Regions from separate parts of the Homo sapiens genome. Here all the other regions are linked to region 2. The links are chromatin contacts, found by Hi-C in ENCODE. All regions are on one chromosome and are shown on one strand. The core of a region is the stretch at or near the end of the contact, and the rest is flanking DNA. Distances in the headings are between cores, read along the strand shown. Region 1 overlaps SHROOM3 (shroom family member 3). Region 2 holds the start of STBD1 (starch binding domain 1). Region 3 overlaps SHROOM3 (shroom family member 3).

Region 1 (4,591 bases), core at 1,468-3,967, 450 kb after region 2:
TAGGATCAGTCAGTTTTCCTCCATGCTGACATAATTCTCCCTGAATACATGAAATTCAGACTTTACATTAGTGCTTTTTAAAAAACATAAAATGTTCTAATTTATAGAAAAGTAGAGATTTTGCACTGTTCAAGTTTTATGAGAGTTTGATGCCTTCATGGGTCACAAAGAGACAATAGTTGTCATTATTATATACTTCTTTCCTGTTTTCAAACATTCTCCACTCTTTTTATCTCCATTTTAAAGAAAAACACTAGAGGATACCAATCCAACTAAATTCAGACATTCACTTGTTAATTTCAAACATAAAAATTTACTTGTCTATATAAAAATGGGCAAAAGACTTAGACATTTATCCAAAGATGGCAGACACATGGCCAACAAGCATTGAAAAGATGCTCAACACCACTAATCATCAGAGAACTCAAAACCACAATGAGATGTTTACCTCACACACATTAGAATGGCTGCAATTAAAAAAACGAAAAACAACCAGTGTTGGTGAGGATATGGGGAAATTAGAAACCTTGCACACTGTTAGTGGGAATGTAAAATGGTGCAGCCGTATGAAAAACAGCATGGAGATCTCAGAACATTAAAAATAGAACTACCATATGATCTGGCAATGCCACTTCAGAGTATGTGTCCAAAAAAATTGAAAGCAGGGTCTCCAAGACCCATGTTCACACCCATGTTCATAGCAGCTGTATTTACTATTCACAATAGCCAAGAGGTGGAAACAACCCAAATGTCTACTCATGACAGATGATTGGATAAACAAAATGTGGTATAGCCATACAATGGAATATTACTCAGCCTTAAAAAGGAAATTCTGCCACATGCTTCAACATGACATTACGTGAAGTGAAATATAAGCCAGTCACAAAAAGACATACTGTATAATTTCACTTGTATGAAGTACTTAAAGTAGTCAAATTCACACAAAACACAAAATAGTGATTTCCAGGGGTTAGTAGGAGGGGGAAATGGGGAGTTATTATTTAGTGGGTACATAGTTTTAGGTTTGCAAGTTGTGAAAGTTCTGGAGATCTGTTTCACAACAGTGTGAACATATTAACACTACTGAACTTAAAAATGGTTAAGATGAAATTTTATGTTGTTTTTTCTAACCACAATTTTTTAAAAATGCTTTTTCTTTTTTTTTTTAAAGCAAAACAAAACAAAGGTGAGACTAATTGCTCTCAAAATCCATTCTTGAATAGTAGGATTCCTGGATACATATCAGCAGACTCTGGGTGACCCTCTCACACTCTATTATAAAAGGGACTTGAACAAAGTCTTTTTTTATCCCAAACTTCATTCCTAAAAACACAAAATAATCACCACGGAGAAGCATTCTCAACCAAGCTAAGCATTTACCACTGATATTATCTTCAAAAAGAAAATGCCACTTTAGTATAGTTTGTGTAAACTAAGGTCACACAAACTAAAAACATCATATAAAAGTCTATTGGGCTGGATCTTTAAAGGATAAGTGCTATATTATTGTATGTTTTAGTGATGTCTTCCCCTTTAGAAAAGCCTCAAGATATAATAAATAAAATAAAGGCATCTGAATTAGTCGTTAAAACATCAGATTTCAACTGACTCCACATCCTGTTAAAGGATGCTGGGTTTAAAAACAGTTTGTATGCTACAGTCTGGAGAGCAGCTGGGCAAAGGAGACGTCACTGTTCAACAGACATTTGCTGAGGGGGTACTTGGTGGCAGGTACTGGGGATGCCAGGATGGATGAGACAGAAGTGAAGAGCATCCCCAGCGGGAAGCCACCAGGAAGTGCAGAGTGGCTACACTTCTCTATGGAGAGGTTCCTGGTAAAGAAACCATGTCTGAATGAAAGGGACTGGTCATGGGAAGGGAGGGGTTGCATCAGAGAGAGAGGTGGGCCCTTTATTCCATCATCTGCATCTATGTATAATAAAGGAAAAATAAAGGCATGAGAAGAGCTAATTTGGTTCTTTGCCATCTTCTTCCACCACATGCTGCATTCTGTTTGCCTGGCACTTGGATGATCTTGTGGCAAGCCCTGTGTTATTGCTCTGATGTGGGACTGAGTCACCACTCCCTCAGAGGAGTCAGATCTGTGAGATGAAATGTGCCATCTGCACTCCAGATCCACTCACATAGCCAGTCAGGGAACTGCAGACAGGGAATGTACAAATCACGGTGGGTTTGCTGGAGAGCTTTTTATCCTCACATTAACTCTTGCATAGCAGGTAGTGCCACAGACTCTTTTTTCTGTTTTGTTTTGTGGATTTTTCTCCTTTAGAACACAATAACAAAAGTTTTGCGAATTGTTGGGTTTTTCCTCGGAGTCTAGCGTACAGTTGTTTAAATCACCATGTACTATATTTGCTTATTATTGCCAGCCTCTTTCTCCAGAGGTAACTGCTTATTAGCTCCTTAGGTGAGACTCTCCCCCTCCTTTTTATTTTTCATCAGATGAAATGAAAACACTAGGAGAGTAAGCAAAAGTTGTAAATAAAACCTTCAAATTCAGCAGCCCATGCAAATGCTTTCAAAACAGACCTCCCCCGTGGGGATCGCACTGGGAGAGAAGAAGGCAGCATTATTTTTCCCCAGAGCTGGGAGCTATTTCCTGAAGTAGTCCTAAAAGGGGCTGAAGAAATGTACTGTTTGTTTTTATAGCCTGAAGCCTGTCCTCAAAAGCTGCCTTATGTTGCATGGTGTGTACAGGATGTGGGGGCGGTGAGAGGGTTAATAAAAGAAAATGCCTTGTGAACCCAGTCATTCCATGTGACATTTTCCTGTAGGAATTTATGCCTGCCTAGTACTGGTTTAACTTGGGTCTTCCTGTGAGCAGCCAGGGAAGACAGTGTGCAGTTTCTGGGGGAAGGAAAAGAGGTCCTCCTTCCTCTTAAATGCTTTTCTCATCTATGTAAGGAGCATTGGGCTGCATGTTTGCCCCTTTCTTCAGAGCTGTAACCCTCCTGTCTGTGTGCCGTTCCAGGTCACTCAGTTGTTCAGAAAGAGGCCAAGAAGAGATGCTGCCGCTCTTCCACCATCTCACCCCTCGTTGGGGTGGTTCAGGCTGCAAAGCCATTGGTGATTCCTCCGTTCCTAGTGAATGTCCTGGAACCCTGGACCATCAGAGGCAAGCCAGTAGGACACCCTGCCCCAGGCCACCACTGGCAGGAACGCAAGGGCTGGTCACAGACACCAGGGCTGCACCCCTGACCCCAATTGGCACCCCTCTGCCTTCAGCCATTCCCTCTGGCTACTGCTCACAGGACGGTCAGACAGGGCGACAGCCTCTCCCGCCCTACACCCCTGCCATGATGCACAGAAGCAATGGTCACACCCTGACCCAGCCTCCCGGTCCAAGAGGCTGTGAGGGCGATGGCCCAGAGCATGGGGTAGAAGAGGGAACGAGGAAGAGGGTCTCGCTGCCTCAGTGGCCACCTCCTTCTCGAGCAAAGTGGGCCCACGCAGCCAGAGAGGACAGCCTTCCTGAGGAATCCTCAGCCCCTGATTTTGCAAACCTGAAGCACTATCAAAAACAGCAGAGTCTTCCAAGTTTATGCAGCACTTCTGACCCAGACACACCTCTTGGGGCCCCGAGCACTCCAGGGAGGATCTCCCTCCGAATATCTGAGTCTGTCCTGCGGGACTCCCCGCCACCTCATGAGGATTATGAAGACGAAGTGTTTGTGAGGGATCCGCACCCCAAGGCCACGTCCAGCCCCACATTTGAACCTCTTCCCCCACCCCCACCTCCTCCACCGAGTCAGGAAACCCCGGTGTATAGCATGGATGACTTCCCTCCACCTCCTCCCCACACTGTATGTGAGGCGCAGCTGGACAGTGAGGATCCCGAGGGGCCACGCCCCAGGTGAGTGAGCAGACTGGGCAGCTTTCCCCCACTAACAGGAGAGTGTCATGCCCCAGGTGGCCCAGGTCCTTCTGCTGGCCACAGAAGAACCCTGGCATGGAGATGTTTCTATACAGCTCAGCTCAGGACACTGTTGATCTGTTTGCCTCAGGAGGTAGTTGGACCAGTGTCATTGGGTACTGAGGAGTCAGGGTGGCAGAAATGAAAGCTGGGACCCAAGGGGCACATTTCACTTCTGGGGACAGGATAGGCTTAGGCGGTCCAAGTAAATCCCTCCTCCCTGGATGAGTTCTGAATCAGTTAGGAAATAAGACAAAAGAGGAGGGCATATAGAAGACAAAAACATCACTTTTATTACTGACAGAGCTAACATTAAAGAATATGGCTTCAGATTGTAAGTGGGTCTCTTGATACTGAACCCCCAAGTTAAACAGCTTTACCTACCTCATCAAAGGTCATGTTAGACACACAAATACACATAGATATTAATATATACAGCCTTGAGGCAGCCTCAGTCTCAAAAGAGAAGAGAGACTGGGATGTGAATGCTCAGCTTCTCTTTCCAAAATCACTCCATGTCCATAGGGAGGAATAAAGAGTAGGGCTCAAGGTCAGTAATGTTTAGGGAAAACCTCTTGGAAGCTAGGAGAATGAGAAAGAAGCATTCCCCAACACATAGTCCCTAGAACAAGTAATCTCTCAAAACACCAAAAAAAC
Region 2 (4,049 bases), core at 480-2,979:
AAGGAAGGGCTGGGCAGGGGAGGGGGTAGTGGGGATGCAGATGACACTTGTGCCAAGACCTAAAGGGGATGAGAGAGAGAGGATGTCTGCAGGAAGGATGACTCTAGGCAAGGAAGCCAGTGTGGTTGAAGGTGGCAAGATGGAGATGAGTGCACAGTGGTCATGGGGAACAGATCCTGTAGGGTCTTAAAGGTTCTTCCGTGTGATCTGGAGCAACTGGAGGGTCTTGAGCAGAGAACTGGGGTGTTTTAACAGGATCACGCTGACTGGTGGTTTGAAAGTGGCCTGTGGGAGCTTGCTGTGTTTTGTTTTGCAGCAATGGGAAGGATGTGGTTGCCACTTCCTGAGATGGGGAAGGTGGGGAGAGTAGTAGGTTTGGGGAGTTAGGTGGGGAGTTCAGGTCTGGATGAGTTGGGTTTGAGATGTCTATTAGACATCCACGAGGAGATGCCCAGTAGGCAGTCTTCGCCCTCACCTCTCCTCTACCTCCTCTCTTATGATTACAGAAGTTGTGGCCTGCATCAAGGCGTGCATCAGCCTTCCAGTAACCCCACTGGCAGAACCTTGCACCCCGTTAAGGGCTACTGTCCATTCGGAGCAAGGGGCACATTAGATAATTTGCCCTACCAGAGAGAGCAATTATAGCAATTACTCCAAGGCAGGTGTTTGGTATCTGTGGCCTTTAGCAGTTGAATGTCGGAGTCCAAGGGAAAGGTGTGAGCTGCAGACATAGACGTGGGGATCATCAGCTTGAAGCTGTTGTGCAAAGTCATCAGATCAGCAGAGGAAAGGATTTACAAAGAAATATATATAACACCGCACAGGGTTGTTGTCTTGTGAGGATTAAATTAAATACACACTTAAAACATCCGGAATACAGACAGTGCTTAATAAAGAGCTGCTGTTTTTATTAACAAACTTATCTGTAGGAGCTCGTCCATGGACAACATCCAGTTCATACAGATGCGTGCGCATTTCGCAGCAGCCATACACGCCCAAAGAGGACGAGACTGGATGTGATTGAGCTGACTGGCATCTTTAGATGGATGGTCCTCAGTCCAGTCCTTCCATTTTACAGGCGAGGAGGCGGAAGCTTGGGGAGGCTAAGCGCGCTGAGCTGGCGGCGGAGCGGAGCTTCCACTAGGGCTCCCAGTTTCCCCGCACCGCGCCCGCCGTCCTCCGGGCCACCCATCCCACCCGAACGCGCCACCGCTCTAGCCCGCGCTCCAGCCCGCGCGTCACCGACGCCCGCGGCCTCTCCCACCTCTAAGTTCCAGGAAGCTCTCGGCCTCTAGCTGACCGCGTTGCTGCTGAGCTTCCCTGGGGAGAAGGCGCCGAGGTGCCCGGTGCGGGCCGAGGCAGGGCTGGGCCTCGCGGGCAGCAGGCGGAAGAAGGAAGGGCGGTGGGGCAGGTCCCGGCTGCGCGGGGCAGTTGTGCGCACTTGGGTTCTTCACGCGGGACACACGTGGAACGCCGACCCCTGCGCCCCTGGCCGCTGGCAACTGGCAAGGCCGGGAACAGAAAGTGTAGGGACAGAAGAGCGCTGGAGTCTTCCCCGGGAGGGAGCCCGGGGCTGCAGCCCAGGGGCGGGGAGCGGGGCGGGGCTGGGAAAGTTGAGTACTGGTCGCTCAGGGCCGGGCTCCGCCGGAGTGCCCGGCGCAGAAACCGTAAAAGGCTGGAGCGGGCGGGGTAGGTGTGGCTCTGTGTGCGTGACCTGAGCCCCGGTCCCAGTCCCTGTAGTCTCCTGCGGCCGCGGCCTCTCAGCCATGGGCGCCGTCTGGTCCGCCCTGCTGGTTGGAGGGGGTCTGGCCGGAGCACTTTTCGTTTGGCTGCTGCGGGGCGGCCCTGGCGACACCGGGAAGGACGGGGATGCGGAGCAGGAGAAAGACGCCCCTCTTGGGGGAGCTGCGATTCCGGGAGGCCATCAGAGTGGCAGCAGCGGACTGAGCCCTGGACCTTCCGGGCAGGAGCTGGTCACCAAACCAGGTATTCTTCCCCCCGTGACTCCAGGGCACATCTGCCAGAGCTTTGAGGTTCATCGAGGAAGGGAGCAAAGAGACAAACCCACCTGGAGCTTTCCTAGGGGCCCATTCCTGCGGACGGGCTCTCCTAAGGGGACTGGGCCATCCCCACGCCCCTCGGTTTCCCAGGCTGGTTGGTACGCGCAGGCAGGTTTCTTGTCTGGTCCTCCAAGGGCCGCGCCCTTGCCGAGTCCCTCAGCGCCCGCGCCTGAGGACTTGGTCCTGCCCCTCCGGCGGGGATGAGCTCCTCCACTTGGCGGCGCTTGGTGCAGTGCGGGCGGCTGCAGTGGCGGCGCCCCTTCCCGGCCTTTGGAAAGGGGGGCTTAGGTTTAGGGGATCCTACAAGCCTCTTCGATCTCTGCCCAAGCAGGGACATTTTCTAAGTCCCAATCCGGGTAGTCTGACATCCTCCCATCGCACAGCCCATGAAGAGCTGGGTTTGGGAACACCCGAACTGCGGGCGCCTCCTGCTATCTGGATGCTTCTTTAGGAAGGCAAAGTTCAGGTTGGACTCTGGCCATGAAGGCTGTGGCTGAGGCCCTGGGGATGTGCCTTGGTCACCCCTTTCAGCACTGTCGGCAGTCCCCTCCACGCTGCCCCAGAATAGGGCCGGATAGTCATCCCTAGGAAGGGACTACTTAAATAGGGGACCCAACCCTGATGAGTAGAATTGACATCTGGGTTTAAATTTCTGTATTTTAGGGACCGTTTGCTAAGCAGAGAGCGAACACTGGCAGAAAAGCTTACCGTCCAGTGCCCTCCCTTGGCAAGCTGCCCATGCCTGGACAGAAGCCTAATGGTGAAAATGACATCTGTGAACTTTATTTTTAGCCCAGTGGTGTTCATGTGCAGCCATATGAAAATCTGCCCGTGTGCCTTTACTGTGATTGGTCTGGGATGCCTAGACAGTTCACTTATCTTTTTTCTGAAGACCAATCTCATGCTTTAGGTTGAAAAGTTGGGAATCCAGAATAATATTTGTTCATTCTCACTTCCAACTCCCACCATCACCGAGGCGGGCAAATCACAAGGTCAGGAGTTCGAGACCAGCCTGGCCAATATGGTGAAACCCTGTCTCTACTAAAAGTACAAAAATTAGCTGGGCGTGGTAGTAGGCGCCGGTAGTCCCAGCTACTTGGGAGGCTAAAGCAGGAGAATCGCTTGAACCCGGGAGACAGAGGTTGCAGTGAACCGAAATCGTACCACTGCACTCACTCCAGCCTGGGTGACAGAGCGAGACTCCATCTCAAAAAAAAAAAAAAAAAAGGGATAAAATGAAACAAGACTGTTGTCCCCATACCACCACCACCCCCACACCACATAAAACCACAGCTGTGCTGATTGTATGTATGATTTGGAGATTTCAATCTTGTAGGGAGCTATTTGGACTACCAATGGCATGGCCAAGAAGGAAACTGCATTTTTAGAGGACTTGGATTTTGTATTTTTAAGAACGTTTTTTAAAAAATGCTTACAATGGAAGGGGATACAAAACACCGTTTTGTTGGGGAGGTTCCTAACGCATATGGGATTGGCAAGGAGAAACCAGCCCCTTCCCCCAGTTCTCCCTCCACTCCTGCCCAGGGAAGCACTACTGTTCTCCGTATCTCCCCAAGGTGACAGCTCCTGCTGATCTGCCCGCAGGTCTGCGAGAGCCAATCCCTGCCCTGCATGCCTCCCCTGGGAGAACAAGTGTACTCTTCTGGTTTGTAACGTAGCCACGCAGCCCTTTGCCCCACAGCCTGGACAACATTCTTTGATGATAGGAGCCAAGCAACTTAACTTGGCTGCATGCCAGTATGGCCTGGACTGTGGAGACTGGGGACCATGGGGGGGTTACACGTCTGCCTCTACAGCTTACCACTTCATTTACACTTGTGCTGGCACACTGATACTCCTGGATGTCCCTTTTGTTGTCAGATATACATGTGTATTCTTAGAGCACAGTGTTGGGAGCATACTGGTTAATTAAGTAGTACTTGATTTTAATAGAGGGGGACTTTGTGAATTGCAGATTGATTAGTAGTA
Region 3 (4,192 bases), core at 1,653-4,152, 300 kb after region 2:
GTAGACTTGGTGACGGGCTGGCTGCTTGGGTGCAGGGGTGCAAGGCGAGGAGGATGACTCCTAGGGTTTTAGCTTTAGCAGCTCAGTGGGAGATTATCACATCCCCGTAAAGATCAATAAACCCAAGAACTTTGCCATAGTGTGTGCTGAGGTGTTACCTGTTGAATAATAACAATAAAAGCGTTCTTTATATAATCACGGTGGTTAAAGAGTAAGAGGAGGGCTTCAGTAGTAGCTTTTGAGACAGACGAAAAACACCTTGATCCTTAGTTGTGTCCCTTCAGAGAATGAGCAATTGATATGAAAGGAAACTGTAGGATCTTTTGCGTTGTGATCCCATTCAAGCACAGCAAAATCCCCTGTAGTGGATAATCTGCCCATTCAAGATAGGTCAGAGAGTAATGCCCAGCTGCAGAAAGCTAGTTCATCTCCTTTATTCTTTCTTTCAAGATGAAAATAATATAAATCTAGGGTATCTTAAACCCTTTCTCATTGTTTTTGGAGAAAGCAGTTTTTTGTTTTGTTTCTGATGGTGGACATGGCAGCAGCATTCTTTCTGTCTCCCTGTGCTCATCATGACGGTGTCCTAGCACAGGCTTTGAAGTTGAATGGTCCTGGGTTTGAATTCCTAGTTCATCACCATCTGTCACTTTGGGCAGAATACTTATCTCTGTGAACCTCATCTGTAAAATGTAGGGAAATACAGTTTCCTCATGGAGCTGTTACGAGGGTTAAGGAAAGTGGAGTGCTTGGCATAGGACCTGCAGGCCACATGCTGGTCACAAGTGGTGGCTGTGGAAATGGACTTTGTTGGTGCTACTGTACTTGTTATTAATGCCAGTGTTCAGATATCAAGAAAAGATATGGCACCTGGAATCCCAGCACTTTGGGAGGCCAAGGTGGGAGGATTGCTTGAGCCCAGGACAACATAGCGGACCCTATTTCTAAAAAAACATTTTTTTTTTAAATTAGCCAGGTGTGGTGGCACAAGCCTGTTAGTCCCAGCTACTCAGGAGGCTGAGGTGGGAAGATGGCTTGAGCCCAGGAGGTCAAGGCTGCAGTGAGCCATGATTGTGCCACTGTACTCCAGCCTGGGTGACAGAGTGAGACCCTGTCTCCAAACAAACAAACAAACAAAAACCCAAAAAATAAACAACCAACTTGCTTTTGCAGCCTTTGATTATTCCTTGGGCCTGCATCTATTAGATGCTGATTGTATATCACGTTGCCTTCTTTATGGGTTAACCTGAGGAGAAAGAGTTCCATGCCACGTGAGTCAAAGAGTAGGTTATATACATGGCTTGCTCCTTCCTGATGTGTCTTGAGATACTGTGCTGATTATGCTTGGGACAGAGAAGCATACCATTAGACTATTGAAATCACTGGAAAGAAAGCAGAAAACTGTGGTACTTTCAGCTTTCACATGATCAAGGTGTTTTCCTAGGATACAATAGGCCACTGAAGCTACACTTGATATTACATTAATAATTCAATAAAGCACATTAATTAACTACCAGTCCATGGCTTCAGCAGCTAATAGCACCTAAAGAAAATGTACTTCAACTTTCTTATCAAGAAATGGTCTTGATAAGAGACCGGGTGACTGTAACTTTGGTCATTGCTCTGGAATGTTCCTGATGGTGCTGCCAGTTTTCATTGCCCATAGGTGCAATATGGAAATTTTTATAAATGCTCTCATTTGATGCTTTTACAGATTAACAACATTTTTATATTGTATTGTAACTGAAAACAAACGAGTATTTTTCTTATCTCACCTGTAGAAAAGGGAGTGGTGAGAATTCAGGAGTTAATATTGTAAAAATACCTGAGATAAGAAATACATGTTTAAGTATTACTGGTTTTGATTGCCACTGAATCCTCATGAAGCAACCACAAAAATCAAACAGAATCAGGGACTAGGAAAAGTGGAAAGTCTGTATTTTTATACTACTCTAAAATCTATTAGGTTGGTGCAAAAGTAATTACAGTTTTCGCAATTACTTTAACGGCAAAAGCCACAATTACTTCTGCACCATCCCATGCCTTTGAGAAGGAAGATAAGTTTTCAGAGTGTTTAAAATTAGCCACCCATAGTTTGCTGTAAAACAGAAATAAAATTTGGTGACAGTTAAAAATTTACATCAGTGGTTCTCAGCTAGAGGCGATTTCCCTCCAGGGGACATTTAACAATATCTGGAGACATTTTTAGTAGTCACAACTGTGTGTGGTGTGGGGAGGGGGTCGTGCTACTGGCATCTAGTGGGTAGAGGTCAGAGATGCTGCCAAAATCCTGCAATGCACAGGAAAGGCCCCCCAGTAGAGAATTACCTGGCCCCAATTGTCAGTAATGCCAAGGCTGAGAAACACTGAGTTAAATAACAGCTGTTGGGAGCTTCTACCACTGGACTGTCTCTTTCAGCAAGAAATTAGCCATCCTGTTAATTGAAATTATTTTCCTCAGGTTATGTAAGGAAAATATACTCCTTTGCTTTCTTTTTTATTTATTTATCGTCCAGGCTGCAGTGCAGTGGCGTGATCTCAGCTCACTGCAACCTCCGCCTCCCAGGTTCAAGCGATTCTCCTGCGTCAGCCTCCTGAGTAGCCGGGACTACAGGTGCGCCACCAAGCCCAGCTAATTTTTTGTATTTTTAGTAGAGACAGGATTTCACTATGTTGGTGGCCAGGCTGGTCTCGAACTCCTGACCTCAGGTGATCCATCCACCTTGGCCTCCCAAAGTGCTGGGATTACAGGTGTGAGCCACGGCGCCCAGCCTTACTCCTCTACTTTCTTATAGGTTTAGTCTGGACTATCTTCTTTATATATAGCTCTCAAATTGTCAGACAATTCAGTCCCCAAAGTCCTCAGGCCAGATGCTTGAAAGATTGTGACTGCAAAAAAACAACAACCAGGTTGATTCAAGGGTTCACTTCTCAGCTGATTGGTTCAGCACTCTGTGGACACACAGCTGTTTTGTGGTGATAAAGAGAGCAGAAGAACGAAGTTGGTTGAGGAAATGCCTTCACATTTCAACACTCCCCTTCAAGGAAAGGGAAAGCTGGCTTTTCAAATACTTGCCAAGTGTGAAGCCATCCAGGAGCAATTACAGAACGTTCCTTTCAATCTTTCTCCTCTGTTTTCCTTGACTTATTTTATGAACTATTTATTGAATACTTACCATCCCAATCCCTATGATAAGTACTGCTCCTAATACAAAGAAAACTCAAATGATTTTAAGAATAACTAAAAAAAAATTACAAAGTCCTGTAGGTCATCACCTACAGGAAAAAGAAATGTTGGACAAAGGATTTCTCTCCTAGATTTTATGTATTTATATCTTACAACATATAAAGTTAAGTCCACATTTTTCTATGCATTTGTCTATTGAAAACTGTTAAAATACAGAAATTTATAATAAATGATACAGCCATATGTTAATTTTCTTGATTTTTTTTTTCGTTAGAATTCTTTTGCTTTATCTTGAAAGATTACCCAGTTCTGGGGCTTACTAGTGGCAATATATTGATATATAGTAGGCAAAATTAAATTTAATTACAATAAATAAACTTCATTATATGAAATAGGTTGGTGTTAAATTGGATCTCTCTTGGTCCAGCCCTAGGAAAACAAATTACTTTTCATTATGATAAATGTGAATGTATCTCCAGATACTTCAGTGGAACTCACTGTATAAATACGACAGAAGAGTTAGGAAGGTGGACCCTGGAGCCAGACTGCCTGGATTAAAATCCTGGCTCTGCCACTGACACTCTGTGACCGTGCAACCTTAGACAGATCACTTTCCTCCTGGTGCCTCGGTTTCCTTATCTTCAAAATGAGGATAACAGTCATAGTATTTTTCTTAGAAGGTGATTATAAGAATTGAATGAGTTATGCATGTAACTAGCACATAGTAAATGCTCAAGATACATTATTTTTATTGTCATCATTATTGTTGCATTGTATTTTATTTTTCTGTATTTGTACTAAAGATGGACTGATCGATAGACCCATTGCAGCTTTCCCAAGTGTAATGTGGTATAAAGGCACTTAATTCTGATTCCACATGTTCCTGGAGATAGTTATCTTTTAAAAACACATACTTGGCTGGGCGTGGTGGCTCACACCTGTAATCCCAGCACTTTGGAAGGCCGAGGAGAACGGATCATGAAGTCAGGAGATCGAAACCATCCT

The links. Hi-C counts contacts between places; a loop is a spot of excess contacts on that map. Pooled maps may share reads with other maps.
Region 1: a loop to region 2 is called in a pooled map, with 3 times the contacts of the local background. The contact joins the enhancer-like site here to the promoter of STBD1 in region 2. A Hi-C loop is called at or near these places in 4 of 37 single-sample maps with no recorded cell type and 7 of 50 pooled maps.
Region 3: a map with no recorded cell type shows a loop between it and region 2 (3-fold over the local background). The contact joins the enhancer-like site here to the promoter of STBD1 in region 2. A Hi-C loop is called at or near these places in 10 of 37 single-sample maps with no recorded cell type and 4 of 50 pooled maps.

What each region holds. Positions count from the first base shown.
Region 1 is chr4:76,751,319-76,755,909 of GRCh38, forward strand. SHROOM3 (shroom family member 3) reads left to right here. Exons shown (of 11, transcript NM_020859.4): 7 at 2,993-3,874. The region is part of intron 1 of SHROOM3-AS1 (SHROOM3 antisense RNA 1); the gene reads right to left. Among named protein-coding and RNA genes, the nearest start is that of SHROOM3-AS1, 49 kb to the right of the region's middle. RefSeq lists a silencer at 2,598-2,892. Within about 2 kb of position 2,718, at least 10 of the 41 ENCODE cell types and tissues checked have a DNase peak (open chromatin) inside an H3K27ac peak, as active enhancers do.
Region 2 is chr4:76,305,004-76,309,052 of GRCh38, forward strand. It overlaps STBD1 (starch binding domain 1), which reads left to right and starts at 1,730. Exons shown (of 2, transcript NM_003943.5): 1 at 1,730-1,986. The coding sequence starts at 1,767. The region is part of intron 6 of FAM47E-STBD1 (FAM47E-STBD1 readthrough); the gene reads left to right.
Region 3 is chr4:76,599,034-76,603,225 of GRCh38, forward strand. All of the region lies in intron 2 of SHROOM3 (shroom family member 3), which reads left to right. Among named protein-coding and RNA genes, the nearest start is that of MIR548AH, 26 kb to the left of the region's middle. Within about 2 kb of position 2,903, at least 3 of the 41 ENCODE cell types and tissues checked have a DNase peak (open chromatin) inside an H3K27ac peak, as active enhancers do.